Regions from separate parts of the Mus musculus genome. Here region 2 is linked to region 1. Evidence: chromatin loops called from intact Hi-C (ENCODE). Cell type or tissue: heart. All regions are shown on one strand. Each heading gives the region's core, and the rest is flanking DNA. Links, peaks and the distances in the headings are about the cores only. Region 1 holds the start of Gm33905 (a long non-coding RNA gene). Region 2 overlaps Ankrd55 (ankyrin repeat domain 55).

Region 1 (16,526 bases), core at 4,634-12,633:
TGTTCCAGGCCCTAGATATGACCCTCAGTCGTGACAACCCTTTACCAGAATTGCTTACATACAAGCCATTCCTGAATATGACCCGCCTCCCCTTTCCCACCAGCAGTTAACCTCCAGCACACACGGGGGTCACTGAGTAGCAGCTTTGAAGAGGAAGCCTCTTCAATTCACTGCACAGTCAGCACAGCTTCTCAAGTTTTCATCTTTTCCTAAAAGACCAAGTTATCTTTTCCTCTGATAATGTAAGTATTGAATCAATATTGACAAGACCCCCAAATTAGTCAAGGCCTTTACTTCTTTACTTCTTTGGAAATGACCTCACAACCATCTGGAAGAAATCATAGCCCTGGGCTTCCTTCTTAACCGTGAGGCGAAACTGTGCCCTTTCTTAGCCCACAGGGCTCCAAATATGGACGTCCTTGGCTGTCATGCAAACGTATTTCCAGAAAAGTACTTCGGGGGCCAAACAAGAGGAATGTGAGAATTTCTCTGCTCTGTGTGGAGGTCTGCAGTCCAGAATGCATTTTCTGTAAATCTTCTCTGCCTATTCAAATAGAACTAAGTTTTATAACTCCGTGAAGGGCAATACTCACTCTTGTGTTGACAAGCTGTAAGGAGTTTTAAATTTTTAAAAGGAGAAGAAACCCAGTGGGTAAACATTCCTAAAGAATAAAACTGGTGCGGGGGTGGGGTGGGGGATGGGTGGGGTATTGGGATGGGAGAAGCCCTTTTAAAAGTGAAACCTCAGTCCTGTGGACCTTGCTTAGAGTTTCCTCTTTGTTTCTTGTAATTTCACTTTGGAATTCAAGCAGAGTTAGCGAATTTGTCAAACAATAGGCTTCCTGGAGTGAAAAGAAAGAGCCCAGCTACCTTTATCTGTAGAAAGGAACCCTCACCCTGACCTGCCAGGGTTTTATCATTGTTGGTTTTGTTTTTTGTTTTGTTCTTCTTTAAACAATGAATGTAGCATGATCATCTCTCTCTCTCTCTCTCTCTCTCTCTCTCTCTCTCTCTCTCTCTCTCTCTCTCTTTTCGTTTTTCGAGACAGGGTTTCTCTGTATAGCCCTGGCTGTCCTCTGTCCTGGAACTCACTCTGTTGACCAGCCTGGCCTCAGAAATCCACCTGCCTCTGCCTCCCAAGTGCTGGGATTAAAGGTGTGCGCAACTACTGCGCGGTTGTGTGATCATCTTCCTAAAAATCAGGTTAGCATAGGAAGGCTCTCCATGAGAGCCAAGCTGTGGTGCTCCCTGGTCACCCAGCTCCTCACTCTGTGGAGGTGACTCCTTCTAAGGGCCCGGGCCCTGGGAGTTGGTGTGTACGGAGGATCCTGGACCACCCTGTGTGACCATGGGGAGCTAGGCCCTGAGCCAAGGCTGGGAAGCCAATCTGGGTGCCTTAGGATGGATTACTTAACCTCTGATCCAAGACCTCTGGAGAAAACTGGGAAGTGTTCTATTATTGTCACCCCTGCTTGTGGGTGAGTTCAGAACCGCCAGGAAGAATGCAGGAAAATGTGGGGGGAAGGAACAGTGAATGGTATGTAAGGAAAGGAAGGAGAGAGTTAAAAAACAACAGCAACAACAACAACTTTTCAAAACAGAATCGGGAAGCTACTGAAGGGACAAGAACTCACACATTTCTACAGCTGCTGCCTGGAATGTGGACTGTGGTCACCACCATAGTATATAGTGATGTATTCTGGAAGTTATTGGACTTGTGTTTTTGTATGCCCATTTCTCTTCTGTTTATATATTCTATTTATCTTCCACTGGTCCCTGTTGTTAATCAAATAATAACAGAAGTTTCTTACGGAGAAAACTATTCCTTTTGTAAGAAGTCAGCTCCACCTGTCCCTGAAAGCCCCCATCTTACCTGCTTTCCTTGGGACACAGGTCAGAGTTCTGAGCTATAATACTTTTGAAAAATTCTAAATTATGTGTATTTGCATAAGGGTAAGTGCACATGAGTGCAAGTGCCTGAAGAGTCCAGAAGAGGGAGTCGGATCCCCCAGTTGTGAGTGGCCCATTGTGGGTATGGGGAACTGAACTCTGTTCCTTTGTAAGAGCAATGTGTACTGTATTCTTGACCGTTGGACTAGCTCTCCAGTCCCTGAATTTGTGCTTCTGAAGACCCGGAAATGAAGCTCCTTTATTGACAGTTTCTGAGTGTGAACAGATCAATAATTGGGATCCTCTTAAGGCACAATAGTCTCAAAGAGGTCTGAGTTTGATTAAAAGCATAAGTTATACATTAGTTTTAAGAGTAGATATAAGCATGTTAGTCTTAGGCACATTCCTTTACAGTTATATAGCTGTAGAAATAAGTAATCCCCCTGGGATTGCTCTAAATACCTAAGAGGAGATTAAAAAATATATATATAGTGTAGCCAACCAACCATTCTCATCCAAATTGATATTGCTGGAAATTAAGTGCTTAAGAAAAATAAAAACAAAAATGAAGAAATGTACTGTATGTTTATTTGTTTTGTGTGAGGAAGGCAGGCATCATGGTGCGCATGTGGAGGTTGGAGAGAAACTCGCCTGGAGGACAATGTGGACCCCAGGAATTGCACCTGGGCCATCAGTTTGAAGGCAGAGCCCTTTGGTCCACTGAGCTATCTTGCCAGCCTCCACTTCGGTTCTTTAAAAAAGTTAAGCATGGTTTTGACATTTGATTTGAAGATCTTATTTTTCTTTTTTTTTTCTTTTCTTTCTCTCTTTCTCTCTCTCTCTCTTTTTTTTTTTGGTTTTTCGAGACAGGGTTTCTCTGTATAGCCCTGGCTGTCCTGGAACTCACTTTGTAGACCAGGCTGGCCTCGAACTCAGAAACCCGCCTGCCTCTGCCTCCCAAGTGCTGGGATTAAAGGCGTGCGCCACCACCGCCCGGCTGAAGATCTTATTTTTCAAAACAGGGCATTGGTCCATTTCAGTCTGTCTCTGAAGTTAACCTATACCTTGTTTAGCAGCAAGGCGAGAAAGAATGTGAGCCTGTACCACACACAGTAACTTAACAGTTCTTTCCACTCATGTTTACTGCTGTCTGCGTTTCAGATTGAATATGTCTTTTGAGATTTACCATTTGTGATTATAATCTCCGAGCAATAAAACACTGAGAGCAAAACGAAGGTAGAGAGTGAGGTATACATACATATTTGTGTGCCTGGTAACATACTATGCTGAGCTTTGTGAGATCTCATCTAGCTTATGCTAACTCCAATGACGTCATAACTGAGTGGGCGCAGAACCTTTGCGTTACAGACCACTTGGGCCCACTCACACTTATTTTCTTCCTTTGCCTCATCTAAATTCTGCTGCTCCATTCTAGCGCTGCTAGTTAGTATTATTTATAAGTCTCATTAAGTGCTTATTCTTTGCCTGGCGCTCATGACTTTTGGACATTATCTTATTTAATCCTAATAATGGCCTTTGGAAACCTGGGCCGTTATTATCCATTATTCTAAAGGAAGTGAGACTGTGAGACCTTCACAGTCACGCAGCTGTGAAGTGGCAGGCAAGATTTAGTCCTGCTGGCCTGACGTGAGGCTGTGGCCTCCGAGGTTGGGCGGCACAAGCCACAGGCCTTCGTTAGTCCATGGACTTGCAATGCTTTCACTTCTGCAGGAGTGGCATAGGCATATGCGTGCTTGTTTTGAAACAGGACCTTACTCTGTAGCACAGCCTAACCTGGAACTCAGGCTGTGTCCCAGTCCAGCCTCCAAATTCACAACAATCCTCCTGCTCAGTTTTCCTAGTACTGGCATTAGAGGAGTGAGCCACCATTTACCGCCTGCTCTCTGGTAGCTGGCCAAACCAAGGTGTATCTGCTTGTGAACTGTCCCGTGTTGTCCTCTGTCTGTCTAGCCTTCTAGGTTCTTCTCTTCACTTTTGCTCTAGTTCCTGGAAAACACAGCATCTGTTTTTCATGCTCAGCCATAACACCAGAATGAGACCTTAATGAAACAGAACAAGAAAATGGACTAAAGGAAACCTACTGCTCTGTTCTGTTCAGGAGGCATAGGGGGTCAGCTGACTCAAAGGCCTGGTCTCACAGACAGCATTAGAAAACTGAGCTCTAAACGGCTGTTTGGAATTATCAGCATGTTAATTTTTGAAAGAATCCAATGTCTATGTCCTGAGACAAAAGAAGAAGAGAAATGGGAACTTGGTGTCCAACCTGTCAACTGTGCTGGGGACCTGCCCTCTATGAGAGTGTTCCCATCTTCTGGGGTTCCTCTCTTTGTGTGCCTCTGTGTCTGAAAAGGTCAGCTTGGAACTTTGGGAAGGTCATGAAACACTCCCCATCCCCCAAAGGGAGAGGCTAATTAATATTCCTCAGATCACAGGGTAGGAACCGACCTGTGGGTGGGGACACATTCCACTGGACAGACCGTGCCCACCTTCAGACAAGGGAAGTCCTTGTCACCTCATTCCCTAAAGACCAATCAGTTAAAAGGGTATACCCTGTTCCGCCAATTGTATTGTGCCTATTTGCTGATGCTCTGTTCTGCCCCTGGAAACCATAAAAAAAAACTCGCGGCACTGTGGGTTACCTTCTCTCCTTTGGGCCTGGGACAACCCCGGTGCACTGGAACAATAAATTCCTTTTGTTTTTACATTGATCTGGCTCCATGTGGTTCACTCAGGAGGTCGGCAGTAAGCTAAGGCTCCCCAGAGTCTTACACATGCTGCTGATGTGTTAAAATAGTGGCTCGAGTCTGAACACAGCACACTGGGCCCAAACAGTTCCACGTGTGAGAGATTTAGTGGGGGGCGGGGGGGGGGGGAGAGGGGAGGAAGGTGGCAGCAGAAAGAGAAGGGGGAAAGAGAGAGAGGGAGGGGCATTCCCCTTATTTATATGGACAATGATGTAACTCAGGTAAAGGTGGGAAGTGAGCCAAGTGGATTCTGGGAATATGGTGCCCGTTGTCTTGGTAAGAGGTCTGTGGGTTGTGCTGTTGCCTATGTGATGTCATAGGTTTGGGAGGTTCTGATGTCAACAGCTACTGTATCTGATCCTTAGCTGAAGATGTAGAAGTAGGTTCAGATAGTAGAAAAAAAAAGTGACCATGTCTTCCACTTGTAGAGAAATTAAAGAGATCTTATAACAGAGCACACACCAGTTCTCCTAATCCTAAACTGAGATGTGACTACACTGTACCCAAGGCTGAGAGATGGGCCCTTAAGCAGAACCTTTAGATCCCCTTAGGTCACATGCCACCACAGCGCATGTCAGCAGCTCTCCATCCATATGGCTCTAACTCCTTTCAGAAGTTGCAGGTCCCAGAGCTGTGGCTGGTGTGAACACAGCGGCCTAGACTGACCAAGTCTGCTTAGTCAACAGGTCCTCCAGCGAGGGAGCGAGGATTAAAAAGAGAAAAGACAGTTAGACAAACATTGTAGCATGACCCCAGTCAGTTCTGAGACTGAAGGCAGCTTTAATTTTTCCCAATCTGCTTTTATACCATTTTAGTTACATGCAGGTATTAGGGCTAGCAGCTCAATGAGGAATCAAGCAGGACGATAGTCAAGAAACAAGCAAGACAGTAAACACAAAGCCCCATGATCACTCCGGTGATAGCTGTTTCTAAGGATGATCAAGATATCAGAGCCTATGTCTTTGTTTTACCCTAAAACCAGATTTTTACTTCCTTGTCCTTGTCCTTGGCCAACGTCAGGTCCCTGCCTGAGCTTTCTTCTTTGTCATGCTCTAATGTCAGATTCCTGCCAAGTGGCACCCCACAAAGGCTCTCCACACTAGACCTGTGCAAATACACAGTGCTCCTTACTACTGCCCTGCCTTGACTCTTGAAGGCAACTTCACAGGGAAGTGGTTAGTCAAGTTTGGGAGAATTATGTGTTATTTAAAGTATTGGAAGCTGGAAGCCCAAGCAAGGATGGAGACTGACTTTGGGGCCCCGTTGTGTAAACAGAGCAGAGAACATGCCTAGAAGGTCAGTGTTCAGAGTCGGACACCAAGACAGGAAATGACATGTGCTGGGGATTAATGACCCCACCTTTGACCCAACAGGTGCTCTCTCTGCTTGTGTAAAATGTTCTCTGCTTTGCTGTAACTGTTTTAGCTTTTCTGAGCGTCTTAGTGTCCTAATCACTGTTCTATGGCTGTGACATCATGAGCAAGACAACTCTGACAAAAGAAAGCAGCTGATTGGGGGTGTGCTAATGAAAGAAAATAAAACTCGAGACCTGTGATTCATGTAATTTATGTCAAATAGCCCAAAGAGTTGTTTGTGAGCTTTGAAACCTGGGGCTGAGAACACAGCAGAACAGGCCAGAACATGCCTGGGCAGGCCCGTTGCTGCTTGGCTATAAAGATAAAGAGAATGACATGCCAGACTGGCCCGGCGCCTCCCTATCTCCTGCCCTTCTGACCTAAGTTAAATGTTATCTGCATGTACAGTCTGCTGATGTTTAAATGGACCAATCATGTGAAAGCGCACCACTTCCTCCCCCAGCCCCAGACCCTTTTCTATAAAACCCCCTAGCTTCCAAGCCTCGTGGTCGAATCCACTGTCTCCTGTGCAAGATACGGTTCGACCCAGAGCTCCGCCATTAAACTAACTCATGTTTTTACATCAAGATGGTCTGTTGTTTGTTCATGATTCTTGGGTGCATGCCGAATTGGGAGTTGAGTGGGGGTTTACCCACTAGGTTCTTTCACTTACAGTTCCAGAGGGTTAGTCCATCATCACCTGTGACAGCTTGGAAGTGTGAATAATGTGGGAGTAGCTGAGAGCTACATCCTGAACTGAAGACAGGGGTGGGGGGTGGACAAAGAGGGATTAGGAGGGGGGGGTGAAGGAGAGAAGAAGGGGGAGGGAGAAAGTGAGGCAGAGGGAAAGAGAAAGGGGGAGGCAGGAGGGGAGAGAGTGAGGGAGAGGGAGAGGGAGAGGGGAAGGCAGAGGGAGGGGGAGAGGGAGAAGGGGGCAGAGGGAGAGGGATAGTGGGAGGGAGAGGGGGAGAGAGGGAGGGGAAGAGGGAGAGGGAAGGAGAAAGGGGAAAGAGGGAGGGGGAAAGGGAGAGGGGAAGGGGGAGGGGAGAGGGAGGGGGTTGGGGGAGGGAGAGGGAGGGGGTTGGGGGAGGGAGAGGGAGGGGTTGGGGGAGCTTTTGAAACCTCAAACAAGGAAAACACCTATAGTCAAATAAGGCTACACCCCCTAATCCTTGTAACCCTTCCAAACATTTACACTTCTGTGACTAAGCTTTCAAATACATGAGCCTATGGGACCATTCTTATTCAAACCACCACACTGAGAAATGGGTTGTATCAAGTGTCCTCTTCCATTCTCATATTTCATGTCACTTCAAGGTCATTTGGGGTGGCATCGAGGGTTGAGTCAGGGTTTCTCTGTATAACCCTGGTTGTCTTAGAATTTGCTCTATTGACCAGGCTGGCCTTGAACTCACAAAGATCTGCTTGCCTCTGCCTCTGGAGTGCTGGGATTAAAGGCATGTGTCCTGATACAGGGTTCTTAAGGGTATATTGACTAAAGTCCCTGCAAATGGGCTTTTCAAAGCTCTGGCCTGTCTCTGAGGGTGCTCCTGCTCCTTTCCCACCTGTCACCTCAGCCCCTGCATAGGGTCTGAGAGTGCTCCCTGGCTGGAAGAGAGGGACTTTTCTACCTAACAGGACTTCCCACTGGTCAAGCCTTGGCTCGGGTCTGTTTCCCCCTCAAAGCCCTCCCTGCTCTACCATCAATCTCCATCTCCTCCCCCTTCCCCACCTCTCCCTTACTCCCCCCCTCTTCCTCACCTTTCCCTTCCTCCCCTCCCTCTCCCCTTCTTCCTCCCCCTTTCTCCCCTCTTCCTCCTCCTTCATTTCCTTCCCTTCCCCTTCCTTCCCCCTCCCTTCCCTCCCCCTCCCCCTTTCTTCCTGCTTCCCTGGGGCCTATCCCATTGCTCTGTTGGTCTGAATACTTGTCTGCTTGGACACTGCTGCATCCTGGAGAACCAGCTGGATTCTGTTGCCTGTGGGCTCTTCCTTCTGCACCCAACCTTTAGTTGTTCAAGAGACCTTGAGGGAATAACCGACCTGCAGATGTTTTTAGACTCTTCTTGACTTTTTGCCTCTTTTATTTGTTTAAACTTGTCCCATTATATATTTTTCGATAGACAGAAAGCATAGAGTATGATTAACACCCATATATCCCAATTATCTAAATGATCTATCATTGCTAAGTAATTACAATATTTATTTTATTCTTTTTTACCCAGATATTTCAAAGTAAACTCCAGAAGCAATACTATTTCAACCCTAAATGTGCACATATGCATCTCTAAAAATAAAAACATTTTCTCACAAACTTATAATAATCATGATCACATTAAAATAAATAATAATTCCCAAATACCACCGATTCGTCTCAGGAGGTCTTTTGTAACTGGCTTATTCAAACCAAATCCAACATGTGGACCACACACTGCGTTTAGCTGTTACACCCCTATCTTCTCTTCCTTCTTTTCCCATGAGACAGGTTTACTGAAGAAATCAGGCCAAATGTGTTTCTGCTTAATGTCCTTACATCTCTAAGCTGGAGCTGACTTCGAGAGAATCACAGTGGGCAGCCCTATACTTTCAGGAACCCTCCCCTTCATTTTCCTCCCTTCCTTCCCATTGAATGCAAATTCAAATTCAAAGACTATAGCTTACCTACCCTGTCTCCCACAGTCTTCTTGCTGGTTCCTCTTTTTCTTCTTGTACAGTGAGCCTCCCAACGTAACAGGACCTACATAGTGTCCTTTATAGCCGATGGCCTCAGTCCTAAAGTTCCAGTGTCCTTAACACATGCTTGTTTAGGGTTGGGAAGCCTCGGGATGTAGGGTTGTGACGCTTAATTATGAACAATAGCCTTTGTTGTTTCCAAAATGAAGCTTTTACAAACTCAATAAACCTAAATTCACTGCAGAAAAACAACCTGCTTTCCAAGTGACATCCTGCTCACTCTGACCCTGCCTGTCTCCAGGCAGACAAATCACAATGATGGTTGCTTCTGCCAGAGTGAGTGGTGATGGTTGGGGCCATGTCAAAGAATTTTCCATTGCTTTTAGTGAGAAATGAGTGCTTTGGGCCACAGTCTGCCCCAAGTCAGTAGGGAATTGTATTGACTGAGATGCCCAAGCCAATTGGCCAGGAAGAAGAGCACCATCCACTTTTTATTCCCTAGACGTGGTAAGCAGCATGGTAGGCTGGACAAGGAAAATGGAAGGATTTGGTGGTGGGGGTGGTGGTGGTGGTGGTGGTGGTGGGGTTCTAAACAGCCGCACTTGGATCAGAGATGCTGGGCTAAGGTCAGGCCAGAAAATGTAAAAACTCTAGGCGTAAAAAGAGCTGGGATCACAACAGCATGGGGTGTGGCTGAAAAAAATGATACGTTTTTCCAGCTGGAAACGAATAGCTAACTGTTGGTTTTGGCTCGCCGTTTGTCCTTGCTATTTTCTCTCTACAAGAAAAGTCTCCCTGGTAGCTGCATTTCTAGCAGCGGAGAGAATCATTTTTTATCCTTCTGGAATACGGTAAAATGCTTGCTAGACAATGAAGAGCAGGGGGGGGGGGAACAACTGTATGCCTTTACATCTCAGTTGATTGGGTCAGCACAACCCTTCCACATTCTGATGGCTCCTCTTCACTCTGTGTCCTGTTTATCCTTTCTGCCACAGTGGCGGGTGCTTCCCACCTCTTTCCTTTCCAATTTTCATTTCACTGACAAAGTCAGAATGTTACTTAGTTTTGAAATAGTCAACGTGGAAGTTTACCAGATAATTTTCTTCAGAAGTTTGCTAAAGGATGGATATGAGCCTTTCTTATTTTGAAATAGCCCAGGAAGGGTGTGTGGGTGTGGGTGTGGGTGTGTTTATTGGGAGGTGGAGAGGGCTGCTGCTGACCAATCAGGATCTGCCTTTGCGATGCATCAACATGGGATCCCCAGAGTGAAGACAGAGACCTGAGAGGAGAAGCTTCCCTGCTTCCTTCTCCAGATCTGAGTGGAGTCTTGGACACTCTGGCAAATAAGTTGGCTGCCATGTTGTTGGTGGCTGGGATGGAAAATGGCTGCCTGCTGAGAATGGCTAGGTCTTGTTTTGTGATAATTACTTACATTTGAGGGTGCTCCTGATGGAGGGTTCTAGGTCATTCGTGCACATAGGGGTACCTGCCATCTTTAGAGTCTCTTGTAAGGCTGGATGTTTCTTCCCTATATAAAGCCAGTGGATAAAGGCCTATAGCATTCCACCTAGGGTCGAATTCATCTGTACTCTGATGCCCACCAAATCTTGGTTTGAGCAATTCTGGGGACTAGGAGTTAAGATCCCCTTGTTAAAGGAAAACAAGTAATTATTTAATGGTAAGTTCTGGGTTTACTCATAGGAGAAACCACAATCAGAGAAAATTCATAATCATAAAGTTGGCACATATACTGAAGGAAAGAAAACAGTTTTTCTAGGTGGGAAATTTTTATCTACTTGATGAGAAAATAAAACCACTAGACAGGAACTTCCTCCCATTCTCGCCACAATCTTACCTGTGGAAGCAATCATCATTTCCTCCCTCCTTCCCATCACTGCTGAAGTGATTTCTTCTCACTGTCAACTAGTTTCAAGGCATTGGGTTTCTCTTGCAGCCTTATAGACAGCTGGGTTGGAGATTCCATCTCTCTCCTGCTTCACTTGCTCCTGCTTTAAACAACCCACGGTTTCCTCCCATCCTTATAATACTGTGCTCTGAGCCAGAGAGACAGCACATTTGATGAAATGCCTGTAAGCAAGAAGCCCTTAGTGATATCTCCACAGCCTTATGTAAGAGCATGGGTGTCAGTGGTCTCAGTATGTGCCTGTAATCCCGTGCTGGGGAAGCAGGGATGGGGACACGGAGCTTGTCTTCAATACTTTGTGGCTTCTTCTTTTTCCCATCCTTGATAGCCCCTAGTTTCACCCCCTAACACTAGATAAGAGAGAAACAAGGATAGAGGGAGGGTAGATAGATAGATAGATAGATACCCCTGAATCTAATTTCTTTCCTTTTGTTTGTCTAATTACAGTTTCTTCTTTGAGCACAGCTACTATCAAAACTGGACCAACCTCCCCCCCCCAAGTGATCAATTATCACCGACCGACCCCCGCCTATCAGAGCTCTAGCATTTATATATCCTCTGAAAATTTCCCAGAATTCCAAATGTCAGACAATTGGGAGTTGGCCACACCGTGCCTCTGCTAGAGCTTGAGACAATCGCAGTCAGCTGCTGAGGACAGCCTCATAGCTCTGCACCTGGGATCAAACAAAAACACATTCTTATAATATTTCTGTGGTTTTAAAGAAATCAAAATTTCAAGGTGTCAGAAACGTCACTCTAGGGATGCTTGAGACTCTCTGGATGGTCGATGTAGCCTACTCGGGGAGTTCCTGGCCAGTGAGGAACCCTGTCTCAAAAATAAATAAATAAATAAATAAATAAATAAATAAATAAATAAATAAATAAAATAAATCGTGGGTAGTTCTTGAGGAATGACAGATCTGAGACTTACCTGTAGTGTTTGTTATGCATATTCACCTGTATGCTCACACATGCGTGTCTCTCTCTCTCTCTCTCTCTCTCTCTCTCTCTCTCTCTCTCTCTCTCTCACACACACACACACACACACACACACACACATGCACGCGCGCAAGTGCACACGCATGTGCACACACACAGAGCCCTCCCTTGCTTCTCTATCCTCTTGACTCTGGCTCATTTTGCCTGTTTTGGTTACATCCAGTTTATTGAGACAAATATCTTCGCTCACTCTCACTAATTCCTTACCCTGAAATTCCTCTCTCTGACATCCTGGAACTCTGCCTTCTATGCCAACATTCCTCCGACATTGATCCTGCTAAATATTACTAAGAAACTTCCTTTTAATGTTTGTTTTTATTGTGTTTTTCCTATTTTTCTTTTATTGCAAGTAGATTTTATTTTACTACAGTGTGCTCTGATAACAGTTTCCTCTCACAATTCCTCTGAGGCCCCCACCACCTCCCCTCTCATCAGAATTCACATCCTTCCTGTCTCTGATTAGAAAATAAACAGGCATTCTAGAGAATAATAATGAAATAAAGTAAAATAAAATAAGATAAAAACAAAACCAGGCAAACTGGGAAGGACAGAAAAAAATCCAAAGAAGAAAACATAAGAAACACATCTAGACACTCATATATACACACATATAAATACATATATAAAAATGTATAGATACACGTATATATACACATATATAGACACATATAAATACTCAGAGACACACATATCCACATTCACGGGAATCTCGCAAAAACTAAAACCAGATGTTATAAAATTTGCAAAGGGCCTGTAAGGTTAAAATAATGCCCTGACAAAATATTATGACACATGGGTCTCCAAAGATGCCATTGAGTTCATTTTGTGTTGCCTATCTACTGGTGGGCATGGGGCCAGCTCTTAAGATTGCTTTGTGTCCTGGCTGGAGAGATGGCTCAGCTGTTAAGAACTCTTACTGCTTTTCCAAAGGTCCTGAATTCAGTTCCCAGGAAGCACATGGTGGCTCATAACCATCTGTAATGGGATCCGATGCCTTCTTCTGGTGTGTCTGAAAACAGCTACAGTGTACTCATATACACAATACAAATAATTTTAAAAAGATTGGGTAGTATCCTAGTAAGTGGTTTGCATCTCTATTGCAGAAAACTAAGTTTTCACTTGCAAATGGTCATCAGTTGAAGACAGCTTCTGGGTTGAGGATGGGGGCTTGCGTCCACTTCTCCTCACAACACTGCGACCCCATTTGGTGCAGACCAGTGTATGCTGCCACAGTCTCTGTGAGTTCGTGTGTTTGTCAACCCTACTGTGTTTAGAAGGCTTTGTTTCCTTGATCTCCTCTGGCTCTTACATCTTTTCTGCCTCCTCTTCCACAAAGATCCTGGAGACCTGAGCAAAGGTGTTTGATAGAGCTACTTAGAACACATTCAGAAAAGAGTGCTTCAAGATCTCTCACTCTCTGCCCATCGCCTGGCCGAGGAGCTCAGTATTTGTTTCCATCTACCGCAAGAGGAAGCTTCTCCCAGAAGGCTTCGTGCGGTACTCATCTATGAGTACGGCAGAGTGTCATTAGGAACCATTTTATGGCTACCTTCCTTTAGCAGGACAGTAGTATTTGTTTTTTCTCCTCAGTCCCTGGGTTAGTTTCAGAGTCTTGGCCACTTGAGCAGTAGCAGGGATAGATTCCATCTCAAGAAATGGGTCCTAAATCCAATCAGATGTTAGGTGGTTACGCCCACAAGCTTTGTGTCATTATGGCACTAGTGCATCTTGCAGGCTTCATTGTAGATTATTGTAGGTAGGTCGATATTCACCTTTTCCCTTTGGTAGCATGCAGAATACCTATAGTTCCATGAATACCTATAGTGTCTGTAGCAGGGAAGGGTCCAGACAGTCGCCAGCCCGACTTTTGCATGTTCGATAAATTGTGTTGGTGTTGTCTTAATGTTTATTCTTTAATGTCATTTGTTCATTCGCGCGCGTGTGTGTGTTGTATCTATAATACTCCACATTATTTCTTGAGACAGGGTTTCCCACTCAACATGGAGCTCACTGCTTTTTGGCTGAGCTGTTGGTCAGAAAGCCTCAGAGATTCCCATTGTGCTGGGTTATAGGTACACAAGTGACTATTTCCCGCTGTTGTATGAGTTCTGTGGCTCTGGACTCCAGTCCTGTGCCAGGCAGCATGCACTCTTTCCCACTGAGCTGTCTCCCCGGCATTAATAACCCTTTTGCTACACCAAGGTTCTTCTCCTCCAGCCTTGTCTAACTTGGACTTTAGGCAGCATGATACTGGTGACAGTGATAAAAAATGACTTGGCTTTTGTGGCATCTGTCTTTCCACCACAATTTTATAAAACCCTCTGTGGAGTCTTCTTCTATTCGTATGTATGTTGTAGAACTCATGGACAGTTCGGCAGTTAGACTCACTATGGTGGCATATATCTGTAGTCCCACTGCTTAAAAGGCTGGGGCATTGGGCTACATAGAGAAACTTTATCTAAAACAACCATGATGATGACCATGACAGCAGCAACAACAACGACAACGACAACCACAGTAGCAGCAACAACAAAACAAAACAGTAAAATGAAAATGAAACCAAAGTTCAGTAGTTTATCTGGACTACCGAACACAGAACTCCTACCGGCATTCCAGAACGGGCATCTCCTACACAGAGCTAGCTCATGGCTGCCAGCTCTTAGTCTCTTCTCCAGCTGGCGCCCTTTTCTCAGGGATTGGTACCATGAGTTTCCAGTGGTTGAAGTCAGAATCTCAACACTATCCTTGCTGCCTTCTGTGCCATGTTCCTAATGTCTAGCAACTATATTACCTCTTGCATGTCTCTATCCTATCTGGTTATTATTTTTCCTACATAGTGAATGTGACAACCTCCTAGTCTTCCTAACCCCATTTTTGCTGCTTTCCTTTCTGTTCTTCATACGGTAACCAGTGCTTTAAATACTCTCATCTCTCATTTGGTGTGGGGAGTCGCCCTCACATTCGCCATTACAAGATGGCGCTGACATCCTGTGTTCTAAGTAGTAAACAAATAATCTGCGCATGTGCCAGGGTAGTTCTCTACTCCATGTGCTCTGCCTTCCCCGTGACGACAACTCGGCCAATGGGCTGCAGCCAATCAGGGAGCGACACGTCCCAGGCGGAGGATAATTCTCCTTAAAAGGGACGGGGTTTTGCCATTTTCGCTCTTGCTCCTGAAGAAGTAAGCAATAAAGCTTTTGCCGCAGAAGGTTCCGGTTGTCCTGAGCATGTTCTTTCCGGTGGGAACAAAAGCTCGGGCAATAATTTGGCTCCTCATTTACACAAACCTATTGATGGAGAGTAATCCTTATGACAAAGAGCAAATCGCACAAAATAGTCTTAAAGAATTTCCATGTGTCCCTTGCTTAGCAGTCCCTCACCCTCACCCATCTCTGTCAACACTGCGGAAGGATTTGCAGTATTGTACACTCTGTCTTATTTCCCAGCTTTCCTATGTGTGCTCCTCCAACTTCTCTCTTCTCACTTTCTGCTTAATTTACAACGACATCTTAGATCCCAGGTTAGAAATATAATTCTCTCTTAGAACATCCCTCAACTTTTAGCTACTTCTTGAGACAACAGAATGCCCAGGGAAAGTCTTACAAAATAGAGCGTGGTAAGAAAAACTCATTTTTGTAATAGATATGAGCCCCTCAATGGTAGAACCAGGGTGGTAGACAGTATCATGTCCAGTACCATGCACAGTGCTACTGGCGAAGTGATTGTGATTTTAGTTCTTCAATGGCATAACCTGTCCAAAAAACAACAGAGACTTTGTTATTATGCTCATTTCACTGCTAGGACCATAGTCACTGAGCATGTGCTATGGGCCATGCTATTTTCCAAGGAGAGGGGGCAATGTCTAAACTGTTTTCTTTTTTCTTTCACTAAAACATTTAAATAAAGTCATTTCCACATTTCCCCTTCCATTCAATGCCAGCCATGGAGTTATCACTCTGGACCCTTGGCAGATATCTGATATGTAATGTTATGTATGTAATCTGATATGTAACCCCCGTGTTATGACCAACAAGTTAAGAATCACTGGTCTAGGGTCTGGTGCATAAACATCATGGGGACTAAGCGCTGACTTCGAGCAATAGTGACTGTGGGATGATGAACCTCCTGGTTAGATTTGATATATTTTGGCCACTGGCATCCAGTCATTCACTGAATTTCTGGAAATGTTGATGGCAGAGCAGTGCCTGTTTACAATGGGACAATGGGGCTGTTCGGGAACTGTTAACTTGTTGAGCTACGCTGCTTGTTTTCTATCTGTAATAATCGGATGAATAATAGATGAATAAGCTGACTTTTGGGCTGCTCTTAGGAATGCAGTCTTGAGTCAAAGGAGGTCATTGTGGGACACAGAGAAACCATTATTTGTGAATTCGCAATGGTTCCCTGGAGAAAATATATTTTAAGCCTATCTGAGGAAGACTGTAAATAACAAGTATCTTACATACCTGACTGTGACAGTCTCCATCCTGGGAATTATAACATATACTTGTCATACATAGATCAGTTTACAGAGAGCCTGTTTCCTAGATGAAACCATTCCAATTCTATCTTCATAGAGAGGAAATTGTACTATCAAATGCTTCCTTAAACCAACATGTAGACCAAGGAATGAATGTGACAATAATAAGGTTTACTGTAAGACTACACAGAAGGATGAACTGAGAGCCCAGTAGACACAATTCATTTCCTGATATATATATATATATATATATATATATATATATATATATATATATTTATATATATATATATATATATTTATATATATAATTAGATCCTACTTATATTTTCTTCTTAAAAAAACCTTTATTTGTTAAAATCAGTAAGACTCAGAATTAGATTATAGAATTTATTTTTTCTCTACCAATGTTTGAATTAGAATAAAGCCAACTGAATCGAGTG
Region 2 (16,887 bases), core at 5,788-13,787, 95 kb after region 1:
TTGTTGACCTACTGTATCATAGGCACCATTCTGTGTGTGCAATCCACATGACATCTCTGTTCTCTTGTTCTGTAGCCCCATTAACAAATAGAGATCCATACCAGGTAGGTTGCCAGGCATAAACTGGTGCGACCATACGCATCCTGTGTGTTAATGTTGGCACCCATCTTTAGCAGCAATTTCACTGTGTCCACTTGACGTCCTGAAACCGCGTGCATCAAGGGCGTGCATCCTGGAATGAGACATTTCAACAGCCTTTACAAATGTTTAGCTTTTGGGATTTATGAGCAAACCGTTGGTTTGTTCATTCATTCTGATTTCCTGTAGCACAAATCCATCTGCTGGATTTTGTGGGGCTGAGGAGAGCCAAGGGTGATGGTTTCTGTTTACATAGAGATGTCCCTCCCGTCATCGGCTCCCTCCCGTCAGTTGTCTGTGATTTTCCCCTCTCCTGCATGCTCAGTTGTCTGTAGTAGTTGGTAGATTAAAGCACTTTGGGCAGGTGACCAAAACTGGCTATTGTTGCCTCAGGGATGTGAATAATTCTCAGATCTTCCAGGTCAATTCACCCTGACTAAGCTGAAGTAGGTGCGGAACCCAGACCAGCTCTTGGTCCACCCAGGTATCCAGGTTCAGCACACTTTTGGAGGTAACCGGTGATAAAGCTGGACAATAGCCTATCGTTGGGCTATACAAATTCTCAGTAGAATTCCCTTCACTGAACTCTTTCTGAATCAACACCACCAAAGTAATTTTGTTTTTCAGTGTGTTTTCTTGCTGAATAGAAATAGAGAAGCTGGGCGGTGGTGGTACGCGCCTTTAATCCCAGCACTTGGGAAGCAGAGGCAGGCAGATTTCTGAGTTCGAGGCCAGCCTGGTCTACAAAGTGAGTTCCAGGACAGCCAGGGCTATACAGAGAAACCCTGTCTTGAAGAAACCAAAAAAAAAAAAAAAAAAAAAAAAAAAAAAAAAAAAAAAGAAAGAAAGAAAGAAAAGAAAAGAAAAGAAAAACAAAATAAAGATGATTGGGCACATTTTGTTTAACTTTGAGGGGCTGTTGGGACAAGCACGGAGTGTCACATTCCTTCAGACCAAGAGGCCAAGCTTGGGTCCGACCTCTTGCTGAACTGACACGTGCTTAGATTCTGTTGAGCTGGAGACCCACCTTGAGCTTGTGGTTCTCCTCTGGATGAACCCAGCTATGGTCCACAGAGATCCTGAGAATGGATGGATCTCTGGGCTGCCGTTCTCCCTGAATATGGCAGCTGGCCAGCCAGCATCCCTCCTTTTTAATATTGAAGCAGGAATGAAGTAATTCTTAGAAGAGTAGAGCCTTCCTCTTCCCTTCTTTCTCCTTTTCTCCTTATCTTCCCTCATCTCTTCCTTCTTCCATTCTTCCCTACTTCCCTCCTTTCTCTCTTCCCTTTCTCCCCATCCCTATCGCCCTTCCTATTAAGTAGTTACAAGCCTTGTGGTGATGCATACACTTGGAGGGAAATAGAGGCAGGCAGATCCCTAAGTTCAAGGTCAGGCTGGTCTACAGAGTGAGTTCCAGGATAGTCAGGACTATATAGAGAAACCCTGTCTTGAAAAACCAAAAGTAAGTAAGTAAATAAATATTAAAAGTTAAAAAAAAAGAAAGAAAAGTACAATCATTAGAGGGGAAAGAATGGACATAATGAATAAGAAAATGAAGCAATTAATAAATCTGAGATATTCAGTAAATAGAACAAATTAATTTTACATACTATTTTATAAGATTCCATGCTCTCTCTGAGCTGTTTACATCAATCCTGAGATTGTACTTTCTATGCAAATTTCTTCAGAGAACAAAGAACAGAAACTTGCCTTATTAACAGACAATATTTACTATAAAGTTATAACAACCAAAACAAGAGATAGCTCAACAGTTTAGAGAGGAGAGTTCAGGAAATACTCAGATCTGCATGGAGCATCCCTTCATAGTTCAGGTGACATCGGACATTGGTGGGGCGGGCCAAGATATTTAATAAGTATGTACCGACAAGCTGGCTGTACATAGGGACAGGCTTCCATGTTTTCTTGCAGATTGCCTGTACATTTTGTCTCTACTCTGTTTGGATCAGGTTTATGCCCTCCTCTTGTACCTGTGATCTCTGAATTCATAGCTTAGGCCTGCCTATAGTGACAGCTAAGTTGTGGGGAAAGCAGGCCTTTCTGCTGCTCTCTTGGATACGCGCACATCCTTTTTTGCCTCTGCTCTAGCCTTTTGCGTTTATATGGCATTGAAATTAGGTGCAGAGAGTGGGCCCTCCTCCTCCTCTGTTCCTGATCTCAGAGCCCAAACACTCAGTCTTTAACAACTGAGTGATACCGCAGATAATCTTAGAAAAGAAAATCAGAGAAGGGGTTTTGCCAAATTGCCTCGCATAGACTTGAACTCATGACTCTTGTGCTTTGTTTTCCGGAGAGGCTGGAACTGTAGGTCATGCCACTGCTCCTGGCTTTGTTCTCCCGAGAGACTGGAACTGTAGGCTCGTGCCACTGCCCCTGGCTTTGTTCTCTGTCACATTGAGAAAAGGCTCCTCTCCATTTCTATTTTCCGAGATTTAAATTTTGGATGTTTATTGAATTCTATGAACTGTGTCTGTGCCAACTGATGTGATTTTTCTTCTTTAACTAGTTAGTTTATGATTTTATCAAGTATTGATAGTAATGCAATTTTAGCTCATAAATATAGCTAAGAAGTATTTTCCTCTTTTTGAAAGAAATCATATGAAAGTAACGCTGATTGTTCTGGAAAATTTTTGTGAATGGATCAGAGAGATGGCTCAGTGATTAAGAACATTTGTTGCTCTTCCAAAGGACCTGGGTTTGGTTCCCAGCACCCAGAGGTTGGCTCACAACCATCTGTACCTCTAGTTCCAGAAGATCTGACACCCTCTTCTGACCTGGGCCACCAAGCATGCACATGGTATACAGACAAAATTCAGGCAAAGCATTCAAACACATAAAATAATGCTAAACAATAAATAAATAAATAAATAAATAAATAAATAAATACATAGTAGAACTCTACAGGACCATCAATGCCTGAAGGTAGTCCTCTTTAAAATTTTTTAAATTATAAATTTAATTTTCTAAATACTTATAGGAATATTTAACTTGTTTTGTACCAGGACTGTTAACAACCATTAATTAAGTTTATTGTTGGTGTCCACTGTGGTATTTTCATGTATAGATGAACAGTAGTTTCTAAGGGAAGCTAACCTCTTCTCCTCCTCCTCTCAATTTATTTTATTTTGAGCAATTAATCCATTCATCTAAATTGTCAAATTTACGTGTGTGAAGTTGTTTGCAGCATTTCTGTGGGGACTGTAGTGATGTCCTTGCATTCCCAAGAGCAGGAATTTGCATCTCCTTCAGTTAGTTTTTCTTGACAGTGACAGTGCTACAGGTTGTTCCTTGGTTTTTTTAGATTTTTTTTTCCCTATTGCTTTTGTTTTTGATTTCATCTTTTTTTGTTTTTTTGTTTTTTCAAGACAGGGTTTCTCTGTGTAGCCCTGGCTGTCCTGGAACTCACTTTGTAGACCAGGCTGGCCTCGAATTCAGAAATCCTCCTGCCTCTGCCTCCCGAGTGCTGAGATTAAAAGTGTGCACCACCACGCCCGGTTAATTTCATCTTTTCTTGTTTCCTCTCTCCCCCTCCGTGTGTTTTGAGATTATTTCGCTCTTCTCCCTCTAAGCTTCTGAAGCAAGAATTCATACAGATGACGGAGTGTTCCCTCTTGTGAAACCACATAGAGGTGTAGAGAGTCTCCTCCTATCAGTGATCAGTCTTGGCGTTTTGCCTATAGGATGCAGATTTTCAGAGGCTTCTCTTCTGTCCGTGTCTTTTGGTATTCTGTGTTGCCAGCTCCTTCAGCTCCAACCCTGGGATATACAAGGCAAAAGGCCATCCCAGAGAACTCACCATCATGCCTGTCCTTGGATCTAAGGACTTGGTCCTTCTCTTGGTTTCCAGAGTTATATTAGTCATCATATCCAGAGTTCTTAGTTGTATTTAGAAAGAATACAGGTGGAAATACAACCATGATGTGGTCTCAAGGGCCAAATTCTTACATTTCTCCAACATCCATTTCTGCTCTTCCTAGATACCTGTTATAACTACTGGTGATCAAAGAGAGGCCTCCGTCCCCAAAGTGCTTGCTGTGCAATCCTGAGGCCCTGAGTAGGTTTCCCAGAACACGCATACGAAAGTCAGACATAATGTTTTGTACTTGTAATATTGGTCCAGAGGGAATGGAGACAGGCAGATACTTGGGGCTCAGTCAGCTTAACTTACTGGGTGAGTTCAAAATTCCAGTGAAAAACCTTGTCTCAAAAAATAAAATGTATAATACCTTAGAAATGACACTTGAGGTTGACTTCTGGCTTTCACACACACACACACACACACACACACACACACGTAATTGGTCAGTCTTACAAAAATACTGGAAACAACCCACTTCATAATAATATATGAAATATAATAAGTGAATAATGTGTAAAAGGTGCTGAAGTTCTGTGTCCAGTGTCATGCTGAAAAATGCCAAAGGATTCTACAGAGCCACAGGCAAGATGCCTATAGTATCTTGTGGTCAGTCAAAAAGAATTTCACTAGTGTTGCTCATCTCAAAAGACCATCTCTGAAAGGATAAAGCATTCCATTCCAGGTTTAAAACAAAAACAAAAACACCTCACAAACAGCTCACCTTCACTGTCACAACACTCCAGGATGGACGGATCCTCCCGAATGACGGAGGTCAGAGAGTTGACATCTCCATTCGATGCTGCCTGATACACCATTGCCAGGTCGACTTCTTCAGATGAGTCACCTGCATGAACCAGACACTCTGTTAATATGTAGAGTACGTTCACTCAAAGAATACCACAAGACCAGATTGTCACCCACACAAGTGAGTCACTAAACCTCCCTCCCCAGTGAATCCAGGCAGAGGCTGAGTCAGCTTAGTCACATACTCCTTTCTGGAAAAGACACTTCTGAAGAAAAGTGGGCCACTCTAGGTCATTTGCAACGCCACCACGTGTTGGCAAGGAGCCTTGGGATTAGGCACTCTTTGCATGTCATGACTCTTTGGGCATGCTGGTTTCCCAAAATTAGAGAGACCAGCAAGGGAAGAAGGCCAGTGTCTTGGCTTCAATCTATTCTTCAAGACCCAAAGCATGCTACAGTCTTCTCTTTTGCTTGTTTCCTGTTTAGAGTCAAGTTCTCGTGTAGCCCAGGTTAGCCTTGAGTATTCTATATAGCCGAGGCTGATCTTGGATTGCTGATTCTCTTACATCCACCCCTTGCATTTGCAGATGTGGGCTGCTATGCCTGATTCTATGCAATTGTTGGGCATTGAAGGCATGTGCTTTCTAGGTAAGCCCTCTACCAACTGAACTACATCCATGGACGCATGACCTGTCTTCTTAGTACCTCAGTTCATCCATCTTTGGGAAAAGCATTATGCTCCTCCCTCTCTCTCCTCCAGAGATGTTCTGCACCTTCATCTGTGATGACTGTATCTCCAGATGCCTTTATCCTGCATGGGAGGATACATGGGAGGGAGGCACTGAAGACTGGGAAGGGAGAAGATGGGGCTCTCCCTCCCTTGCTTGGCATCCAGCAGTAGCTGCCTCCTTCCCACCAGGAGCTTTCCCTATGCAGAACTAGCTCTCATGTGGCCCCCCTCATAACCTGCCCACCACTGTTGTCCTGCAATTGAAAGGAGAGCCATACCTTTTCATTGGTGCTCATCTACTGCATTTATATTGGCTTCTCATGCCTCATTTTGCATACCCCCCCCCCAATTAAAACCTGTTCAGTTTCAAACACCTGGGTTTGTAAAGATGCTATTTCTAGAAGAACTAAGGTTGTACGAAACTGCTTTGAATGAGGGAGCCAACTGTTTACTGTGCCTTTGTGAAGAATTGATCCAACAGGTCTTACTGCCAAGGATGACAACAGACTGTGGTCAGGTGACTGCAGGAATGCACAGAGATGGTTAAGAAGCGAGCTGTCTTGTGGGACACCTCAGGGGAGGCTGTGCCAAGCCCCTCTATTAGAGAGAGGATATCTCAACAGTTTTAAAGTTGTGTTTTTCTTCTCGGGTGGACACTAAGACCATTGGCCTTTTGGTTCTTTGAACTTTAGCTGCCACGAGTCCTAAAGTTTGGGTTTGGTTTCTCTGTCCCAGTATTTCTGAGAAACCATTAATGATTTTTACCCAGCTAGCCAGTCCAACGCAAGCTCGTAGCTGGGGATGGCTTATTTACAATAACATTGTTTTGTACAGCGAGTGACTGCTTTCTAACTCGTCCATGTTTTGAAGCAGGCTCCCCTACTCATTTGCATGGCAGGGTGCGGTTGGCTTGATGACTTTGGAGTCAGATACCTTGGGTATATGCCAGGCTTGTGCTAACCAGCTGCGTGGAATTGTGGGCCAGTCACCCTCACCGGGCTTAGTTTCCTTATCTGTAAAGTGGAGATCTTGACAACACTGACAAGTGCCTCCCTTAGAAACTACCTCCCTTGGGTGGAGTGACTCTGTGTTAAAATTAATCCTGTGTGCTTAACAGCAACCTGGCATTTAGTAAGCATTTTTTAGTACTTGCTACTTATTCTGCTCCACTTAAAAAAATGTTAGCTTATTTAGACAGTATTACATGTCTGGGGTATATATTTAAAATAGGGCTCTTGTTGATGAAGGCAACTAATGAAGCCATATATCACTTAGATTTTGTTACAGATCTTCACATAATTCAGGGCATTTTGTTAAGATGATTCCCAGGGTCTCTGGGTGTTGGAACTAAGGCCCCAACTTAAAAGAGGGACCTACTTTCTAGTAATACGTGCACATTCAAAGATGCTGGTAGTGACCCCTGGGAAGAAGCCTGATTGGGTCAGGAAGCTGCCGACGGTGACAGGTGGACTACGGAGCTGTTTGTTTCTTATTGATCTGAGGCAGGGCATCACTGTGTAGCCCTTGATGGCCTAGAACTCATGAGTTGTAGATCAGACTGGTCTCAAATTCATGAGTGATCTACCTGTGCCCCCCACCCCACCCGCCGTGCTAAGATCACAAGTGTATGCCATCACACCAGATTCAACTGTGGGGTTTTAGAAACTGCATGCTACTTGATAACATGTTCATGTTCAGTTCATGACTGATATACACAGTACTTTCATCACGATGTGGTGCTGTACTGCCTCCTAGAATTAGGATCCCAAAAATATTTTGCCAGAAGGATTTGAATATTACATTTATGTGCAATATATCTGAGCCTGTCAAGTACCCATGAGACTCATTGAAAGATGGCTGAATCTGTCTTTTCTGTTGCTCAACCTCCCCTCTTCCTGATGCTAGCTTTACCTTGAACACTCCGGGGTGGTCATCAGTACTCCACTTCCAGGCAAACTGCAGTTTCAGTGGACTATTCTATCCTGACCCAGATTCAGAATATGTGACCTGGAACAGAGCTATTAAGAATTTGCATTACTGTGGTCGAGGTGACATATTCAGGGCTGTGGACCGATTAGAGTCTATGAAAAGCAAATAGACTCCAGCTGGGATTGTGGCGAGCACTGCTCTCCTCCCTCCCCTCCCCACCTTCCTCTCACACACATTCTCTCTCTGTTCCACTGCCCATGAATTGGGAAGCTTGCAGTCAGCATCTGCCTGGTGAGAAGAATGAAGATGGAGCAGAGCAGAGCTGAGCCAGGGGAATGGAAGAGCTGGCAACTGCTGACACCACTTGAACCCCCAATCACAGCACCTTAGGCCAGCAATATCCCTGGAACATTTGCATATGCCAAGACATCCTTCTTATTCATTCCCTTATTTATTTTATGGCTTGTCGTTTTGTATTACCTTGCGGACATGCTTTAGTTTTCTTGTGAGTTTGCCAGAGAGTCCTAGGCAAGGACAATTTTAGCAGTGGCACATTGGCAAGGAGCATAAGGTATTAGACGGATATTGGCTCCACAGGAATTAGTGAACTAATTCACGAGGAGGAAACGCTAACTGATAACTGATTATTACCACGTCGAGGGAGTGATAGGGCCCGTCCATTCTGCACAGGTCAGGGTTACACTGAGATATTTACCCTGTGTGTTAAATGTGGCTGGAGGAGGCTGGGAAGAGTAAGAGGAGAGAGGCTACAATGAGGTGTCGTGAACTTCATTTGTGTATCCTGAGTGGTTTAAGAGAGCAGGATGGTTAGTTCTGGAGATAATTCCATGAGGTCACGAAGGTGGTCTAGTTAGTTGAGTTTGCATACACAACATTTAACCATTTTAACTTTACAGTTCTCTGGCCTTAAGGCATTCACAATATTGCACAACCACCACCACCCATCTCCAAGCCCTTTTCATCTTCCAGAACTCTGTACCCATTACATCATAACCCCTATTTTCCCTGCCCAGCCTCTAGAAAGCTCGACCGTACTTTCTGTGTCTGTGAATCTGAGTCTAGGTTTTTCATATGTGTGGAATGAACACTGTTTGTCTCTTTGTGACTAGATTATTTCACACAGCATAGTGTCGGCTCATTCATGGAGGATCATGTGTCCACTTTTCCTTTTGAATGTTGAGTGATCTTCTTTTCTACATACAAACCAATCATATTTATTTCTCTATTCATCTCTTGGTGTCCACTTGGTTTTGCTTTTTCTTTTCTTTCTTTTGGCTATTATGAGTAACGCCCCAGTGAACATGTGTGCACAAATTGCTTTGGTAGCCTGCTCTCAACTCTTTTGGCTATAACCTCAAAAGTAGGATTGCTGGTTAATGTGATTATATTGTTTTTATGCTCAGTTTTAACAATCAACTATACTGCTTGTGTTGATTTTTTTTTTGGTCAACTTGACCCAAACTAGAATCATTTGGAAAGTTGGAATCTCAGTTGAAAAAATGCCTCCATAAGATTTGTTTACAGGCATATCTACAGGGCATTTTCTTAATTTATGATTGATGTCGGATGTCCCAGCCCACGGTGGCTGGTGTCATCCCTGTGTGAGTGGTCTTATGTTGAATAAGAAAGCAGGCTGAGTAAGCCATGGGGAAGGTATAGTAAGAAGTGTTCCGCTATGGTCTTTCTTTCAGTTCTTGCCTCTAGATTCTTGCCCTGAGTTCTGTCAGTGATGGGTTATAACTTGAGAGTTGTAAAATAAAATAACCATTTCTTCATGTTGATTTTGGTCATGGTATTTTCTATCACAACAATAGAAACCCCTACTAAGAAACTGTTTTTTCAAGGCAGCTATACCATTTTATACCACATCTGTATATAGGTTCTAATTTCCCACATCCTCATCTTGCTTACATATTGTGTGTGAAAGGATGTTATCTTTCATAACAACCATCCCTTTGAGCCATTCAACCTTTGAATGGTTAAAGTGGCTGAGTATTTAGTCGTAGTTTTAAATTACAGTTCTCTAATGATTGCCAATGTTGAATATCTTTTGCATATGTCATTGGCTGTCCCTTTATTTTTGGAAGAATGATTATTAAGATTCTTTTTTCACTTTGTAATAAGGTCATTGTTTTGTGATCTTGGCCTTTAGGGACATATGGAGAACTTCGCTATTGATATTAATGCCTATAACAGATGTTGGATGCACAAACTGCTACTCCTCTATGGCTTTCCTGTTTGCAGTTAGTAGAGTCTCTCAGAAATTTGTCTATATTTCTCTTTTGTGGCTTGTGCTTTTGGCATCATGTCCAGGAAATCCCTGCCAAACCCATTGCTAGATGCTCTTTCTTTGGGCTCCTTTCTAAAAGTTTTATGGTTCTACACATTATGATTGGGTCTTTGATATGCTTGCTGTAAGGTGAGAATTTAAAATCTTTCCTGTTATTATCTACTGTCTTAAGCACTGTATTTTGAAGATCATTGTTGAGTGATCTTAGCGCTCTTCTTAATTTTATTTTATTTGTATTTATTTTTTTCAACATATGGTTTCTCTGTGTAGCACTGGCTGTTCTGGAACTTTTTTTTGTAGACCAGGCTGGCTTCAAACTCACAGAGATCCACCTGCATCTGCCTCCTGAGTGCTGGGACTGAAGGTGTGCACCACCACACATGGCTATCACCCTTCTTAAAAACTAGCTAGCCATAGATATATGGAATCATCTTTGGACTTTCAGTTCTACTCCATTAATCTGTATGACTACTACCTTCATGCCAGTACCACACTTTTTGGTTACTGTAACTTTATAATTTGTAAAACCAGGAAAGGTGAGGCCTCTCTCTAATTTTGTTTTTTTGTAAAACTGTCTGAAACGTCTGGGAGATCATTAGGATTCCAAATGACATTTTTGAATGAAATATCCCATGTCTATAAAAAAGTCATTGAGTTTTTGTCAGAGATTGTACTTCTCCGAGAACCAGTGACATCTAAATATGCCTTTGTAGTTCAGGAAACCCTGGATGTCTTCTCATTTGTTGGCATCTTCTTTAATTTACTTGAGCACCTCATTGTAGTTTTGGGTGTGCAAGTCCCTTGCCTTCTAGGTTAAGTTCATCTCTGTGTACTTTATTCTTCTTTTTCTATTGTGAATGGTCTTGGTTTCAAAGGGCCCTCGTGTAAACAGTGCTACAATGAAATTATCCTGGACTCCTACGCAGTCAGAAGTAACAGTGATGGAGTGACAGAGAAAGACATTGGAGTTACTAGAGCTTGACAGCCAGGTTCCAGGTCATGCCACAAGAACACAAACATCCTGTTAAAGATAGATAGTCTTGGCTAGAAGACCATCCAGGAAGTATGCTAAGAAGGAACTTAAAGTGAGAGATGAAGAAGGGAGAAGGAAAGGAGGTGTCCTACAAGGCTGATCAAAGTGAGCTTCCGAGTTCATTTAGCTTAGGATCTGCTAGGAAACTAGCAATTAAGAACGAGAAGACTCTTAGAGGCTCCGTAGAAATGCTCAGTCTAAACCATGGTGAGTGTGGATCCCTAGTCTTACCTTGGAGCTGCTACAAAGAAAAGAATGGTTGATCATCCTTTGGGATCTAAAATGAGGGCAGAAGAGTTTCTTTTCAACAAAAGGTCACAAATCCACTTAACATCACCAAATAGCTCTATATAATTGAACAACACATGCCCCCTTTATCCTCCATGTATCTTTCTGTATGTATCTGTCTATTTTCTATCATCTACCTATTTAGCACCAAGAATTCATCATATCTCTATTGATCTTCCCAGGGAGCAGGTTTTAAATGCTTCTCACCTCTGTGTATGAAGCCTAAACAGAAAGACCTATGCACAGCTGCATGCAGAAAGGTAGAATACACACACACACACACACACACACACACACACACAGAGAGAGAGAGAGAGAGAGAGAGAGAGAGAGAGAGAGAGAGAGAGAGCCACACCCACTCCAGTGAAGTCTGCGTGACAAGCCTAAAGGCTTGGACACAGTCCCGAGGCAAATTGTTTCATGGAAACTCAGTCTCCTGGAACCTTGGCATGAATGTTCCAAACCTGTCCCTGCATTAGTCAGCGTATAGATCTGTGTGCTTTCTTTCAGTATTGTTTTATTATAGGTGCCTCCAAGAAATGATTTTACTAAACCTAAATCAGGTTGAATTCTACTGTCTGGCCTTCACCAATGTCCTAGGCAGTCCTTGAGCTGACCCTGGGCTTGGAATTTTGTAAGAATGTCATTTATCCAGACGAAATGCCCCACTGCTGACATTTAGTAATCAGGCATCTCCGTTTGCCAGATAGGAGCTAGTATTCTCAGGGCTAGTTCAAAATAGTAAACTTAGAATTCTCATTACAGTTGGGCATGGCAGACTACATTGCATATTAGAAGAAAGTTGGTGAGTTCTTCTGACAAATGGACATTCCCTACAGATACTTAAAAGAGCAGCCAAGTTACTCCCATATGCAAGAATTTACCATGGCCTAGGAAAAAGGAGGGCTATGGTTTAAGGAAGAACTACAGTACTGCATTATTCATGAAAAAGGTCTGCTAGAGCAGAACCCCCTGGTGCAAGCTTTCACAAGGCTCAGAGGAATAACATAAACTGTGACAGGGTGTGAAATCCCCTCCTGGTCCCTGTCATTAGCTGACTCTAGGCAGGGTTACTCTTATCTCAACTGTAAACATTGCCTGGTGCCTTCCAGTCTTTTGAATGCCTTTCTCTGTTTTGTGTCAGAAAACTTCAAAGTAGCTTAACTGTTGTATCACCTAACTTCTTTGTTTTCTTTTGTAATATATAAGTCTGATGCTCACTTTGACACATTACATTCAGATACAACACTCCCTTGTGTCTGTATTTGTTTGTCACTCCCTGTCCACCTGAACCGGAACTCTGATTCTCCTGCAGATTGAGGGCCTCACGTTGAGGCCAGTCTGCAGCAAGAGAGGACATGAATGAATAGGAAGAACCATGGGAGGAAATATTAGTTGTATATTCTAAAACATTTCATGTGTCTCTACGCATGGAATACAGAAAGAACCAGAAGAGCAGGCTAAAAAAATGGAATGTCTTGGTCATGTTCTGTGCCTCCTGTAGTTTTCAGACTCTATAAGGCATGGACATTGCTTATGGTCATCGAAGTTAGCCAAGATTTTCTTCTCATAAATGTTGAGAGAGATGCGGCTTAGTAACTTTACACTAGTATTTCATTACCCAAAAAGGAGATAGAGCTTTGTACAGTCATCACTGTTCTGGCTTAGATATAATGTGTTCCCCTAAAAGGCTCATGTGCTGGGGACTGGCATCCAGTAAGGTGTTGCTTGAGAGCTTCATTCGGAGGTAGGGTCTAGCTAGGGACATCGTGCTGGGGTGGGGGTGGGTCCTTGGGGGTCTTTTGTTCCCAGCCCCTCCTGGATTCTTTATGATGCTTCCTTACTGCTGGGATGTGAATCACTCTGCCATGCCTTGCCTACAGGATGGACCAAACCCTCTGTTACATGAGCCAAAGGAAATCTTCCCACCTTGAAGTTGCTCTGTTGACCCCTTGGTCATAGCTGTACAAATACTTCAATAATACAAGTAAAGAAACAGTCCAAAGTTGACACTTGGAAATTCTAAAAACTGCTGTGGGAAAATTAACACAAAGAGAACATTTCATAAGTTATAAACAGACTGAAAAGGTTGGCAACTGGTAAAGCCATCTTATAGATTGATTGCTCCTGAGGCCACCGCTGAAATCTGGGGTTTATTCAAAGGGAACTTTGGGTTTACTCAGCAAGTGACACTTGGCAATATAGTTATTGTAAAAAGACAAAAGAAGGTGAACATTTTAATGATGAAGGAAAAACAAAACCTGTACTGAAGTGGTACCTTTTGGTGTTGTCTATGAACCGTGTCCAGTCTGCAGTGAGAGGAACAGAACGGATGCTGTGTGCTTAGAAACTGTGCAGCACCTCCTCACAGTAACTTCTGAGTGTGGACTCTAGTAAAATCTGAGCTCATCGAAAATTGGATCTTTAACAACCCCACAAATCAACCAACCAACCAACCAACCAACCAACCAACCAAAAAACCAACCCTGGATAACTATTTTAGATGATTAATTTTACTTAAAAAACACAAGGATCGGTAGCTAATTTTGACATCTCTTTGCTTATTCTGATTAGCCAAAATCTAATTTGCTTCCAGTTGTATTAGAGACTGTCTATTGAATCCTCGGGACATTAGGGCTTCAGATGTACAGCTGGCTACTACCAATGTTTGGGGTGCCTGAGCTCCTCAGATTTTGTGTCTTCTTGGGTTCCAGTTTTAGAGCTGTGGTGTTCTTTGGAAAGTCACTGATTGCATTAAAAAGTCACTGAGCCCATTTTGTTGCAACTGCTTTGAGGCCAGATCAACACCTGCACTGCTTAAGCCATGGCCCTTTCGTGGAGTGGCCGTGTCAGTGTAAAGGGCATTTTAGCCTTTAGAATCGAAACCAGAGGATTTGAGAGAGTTCCCTTGGTATATTCTATTATGAGCATCCTTGGGTAATAGAACTCACCCATGACATTAGAGTTAATTATAAGCATTTATAGAGAGATCTGTAGATCTTAGATTATTCTTTTAACTAGAACATATTGCCCCTGGAGAATTTAAATATACTAAGCCATCCATAGACTCTGCATCTCCTGGCCACAAAGGGTGTAGAGTCTCTGTCTTTTAAAAGAACATAATCCAGAAGGAAGACAGATGTTGAAGTGGTGATTGAGACATCCTTGGGCTATTATGACTGGACAGTAAAATCACTTAAAGAGATACTTTCCAGGGCCTTCTTCTAATTTAGATTCCTCTCTATTTCCACACAGTTATCTTAGGTATTGTGGGACAGCAGAGAAATTATGTCTTGGGGCAACCTAGAAAGCTCTAACTATTTGTAAGGAGATAAGAAGACCTTTGCACCTTTCAGGAGGAACCAGCCTTCACAGCACCATAATGGCTCCAAGGTACAACATTGCCACCCGCTGGTGGTGAGGAGTCTTTATGGTCTCTGGGTTCTGAGCCAGGGGAATGCCAATCTTTAAAAACATAATTTAGAGCCAGTTTGGAGCTTTCTAAATACACAGGAGCAAGCAAAGATGCCTCTCTAGAAAGTACTTTTTTCTTTTCTTTTTTAAAAAATGGGTATTTATTTGTTGATTAATTCAATGAATACTTAATTTTAAATAGAGAGGCTTGCTAGTTATGTAACCCTGGCTGGCCTGAGACTCACTATGAAAACAGGCCTCAAATGTATAGCAGTCCTTCTGCCTCTTTTCTGAGTGCCTGGATTGCAGGCATACTTCATCATGCCTAAGGTTTCGATGGTTTTGTTTCTGTTTCACACAAGATCTTGGTAAATAGTCCAGGCTTTCCAGGAAGTCACTGGCTTTGCACTATTAGTGAGCCTCCTGCCTCAGTCTCCCTTGTGCTGAGACTACATGCACTCAAGGAGCATTCACAGAATGCCCTGTCAGTGATTCTTTAAAAGATGTGGGCTTTGTTGTTGTTGTTTCTTGCTTGCTTTAACGTATAGAAACCTTTAAAATGGGGTAACTGAATTTACTGATCAATTTAGGGTGTATCTTCAAATGCAAATGGGTTTTCTTATCCACTCAATTCTTATTGAACTCTTGATGTTAATATATTGCATTAGTCCTTCATTAATTAGGGGAGTGTAAATTTTACATGAATTTTTAAAAAGGATTGTGTTAGCCTGCCTAGCTCTGAAAACTAAATATAAATAAACATTATGTCATCTCCCCTTTCATTATTCTGGACAATGATCTGACTATCTTTACCTTATTCATTTTCTCAAAGTATCAGGTGATAGAGTCAGGCTTCTACCATCCTGTGGGAACTCTGGAAAGATAAGAAGTATATAAAGAAGTAGATTTGGTTCAATTAAAAAGGAGCAGACTGTGGTAAACATACAGCTGCTTTCAAATACTGGTAACAAGTTAATAATTGTTTCCTGCAGGCCCAGACTGAATTCTGGTGAGCACAAACCAGAGAAGAGATTTTCAGAGAACCAGAGACAGGGATGGAGCTACATTGTGAACTAGTGCTTCCTAGCCAGTACCTCAGTAGGTTCTGACTGAACATATCTTGGTGATACCTTTGGAGGAGACATTGGTGTTGAGTAGACTGCTGACCTCTATGTTTCCTTTTCTGATTGGTACTCAACATGTCTACCTAACATCTGTGGGGAGCCAAATATTGAGTCACCTATCATCATATGATAAACAGAATTGTATCTCTTAGATAATTTAAAACCAAATCAAATTGACAATGATGATCTGCCATCAAAGCTGCCCACAAAGAATTGAAATACAGCAGCTTTTAATCTTTGAGATAATTGTTACATTACTTGTCTTAGGCTACTTACTTGCTTCATAAAAGCAATGAATAGAACCTAACCTGGTATATAATTGTTCCCCATAGGACCTCTTTTGAAGGTCCTATGCATCAATGCACAGTTGTTTGGGATAAATGACTTGTTTTTTTTATTGAAGAAAAATAATTCTAAACTTCAGAGACTATGAGTAAGAGCAGTGTTTAATATATTGGTCAGGTGTTTGCTGATTTTACTAGCATATTGTCTCCAAATTGGCAAACTGAAGAAGGGTAGTATAGTGAAAATTTTGGGTTTTGGTTTCTTTAAAAAGAACCATAGAAATATTATAAGGACAGTTTTTGTCTTCATCAGATGTGGCAATGTGGGTCTGCCTCTCGGCAGCTGACTGTGCTTGCCTCTTGCCCTCCAGCAGAGGCGTGGTTTTGTCAGCAGCAGATAGTTTCTGTGATTGTGTGATATTTGGAATTCTGGGAACTTTTCAGAGAGAATCTAAGTGCTAGGGCCCTGATAAAGGAGTGTGTGTGTGTGTGGGATTGTTGGTTGGTGGTCATTCAGGGGAGTAGCAGTTTGTTAGTACTCACACTCAAAGAAGAAACTAAAAGAAAGAAATTAGGTTTAGGGCTCTCTCCCCCCTCTATCCTTTCTCTTATATCTAGTGATAGGAGGTGAAACTGGGGGGATAAAGTGTGGGAAAAAAAGAAGAATCCACAAAGTAGCAAAGACCAGCTACAAGCAGCACATCAACATGGGGCTTGAAGTTAAAGAATAAAGTAGAGGATTTGATTTCAAATGCCATGAATGAAATGACAGGGAACAAAGGAATCAATATATTTTTTTCAAGAGGCAAGCAAAAAGTTTATTGGAGCTGCAACCAGACATCCTCCACATTGCTCCCAGAGGAAATTTTTCTGTTATTTTTTTCTTTTTTCTTCATATATTTTGTTTAAAAAAAAGTTTGAAAGATTGGATGAGTGGGTGGAAATATTGCAGGTGGAAATGGAGGGGCATGAGAAACAAAAGATGGCTGAAATGGGAAACAGAAGGGGGTGCTCT

The links. A loop is a pair of places that touch in the nucleus more often than their neighbours do. Peaks named below come from ENCODE experiments on the same cell type or tissue, not always from the same donor. Only the 100,000 strongest peaks of a DNase experiment are listed, where the experiment ranks them.
Region 2: it touches region 1 in a loop (2.0-fold over the local background); 6 of 42 quality-filtered maps call a loop at or near these places.

The regions. Positions count from the first base shown.
Region 1 is chr13:112,400,863-112,417,388 of GRCm38, reverse strand. It overlaps Gm33905 (a long non-coding RNA gene), which reads right to left and starts at 5,507. Exons shown (of 3, transcript XR_382923.3): 1 at 5,191-5,507. In heart, for the core only: no CTCF peak of the experiment used is centred there; DNase peaks (open chromatin) are centred at 9,098, 9,408, 10,008 and 12,468; H3K27ac peaks cover 581 bases.
Region 2 is chr13:112,306,397-112,323,283 of GRCm38, reverse strand. It overlaps Ankrd55 (ankyrin repeat domain 55), which reads right to left. Exons shown (of 11, transcript NM_029898.3): 2 at 4,737-4,859; 3 at 102-232. Among named protein-coding and RNA genes, the nearest start is that of Ankrd55, 26 kb to the right of the region's middle. In heart, for the core only: no CTCF peak of the experiment used is centred there; no DNase peak of the experiment used is centred there; H3K27ac peaks cover 979 bases.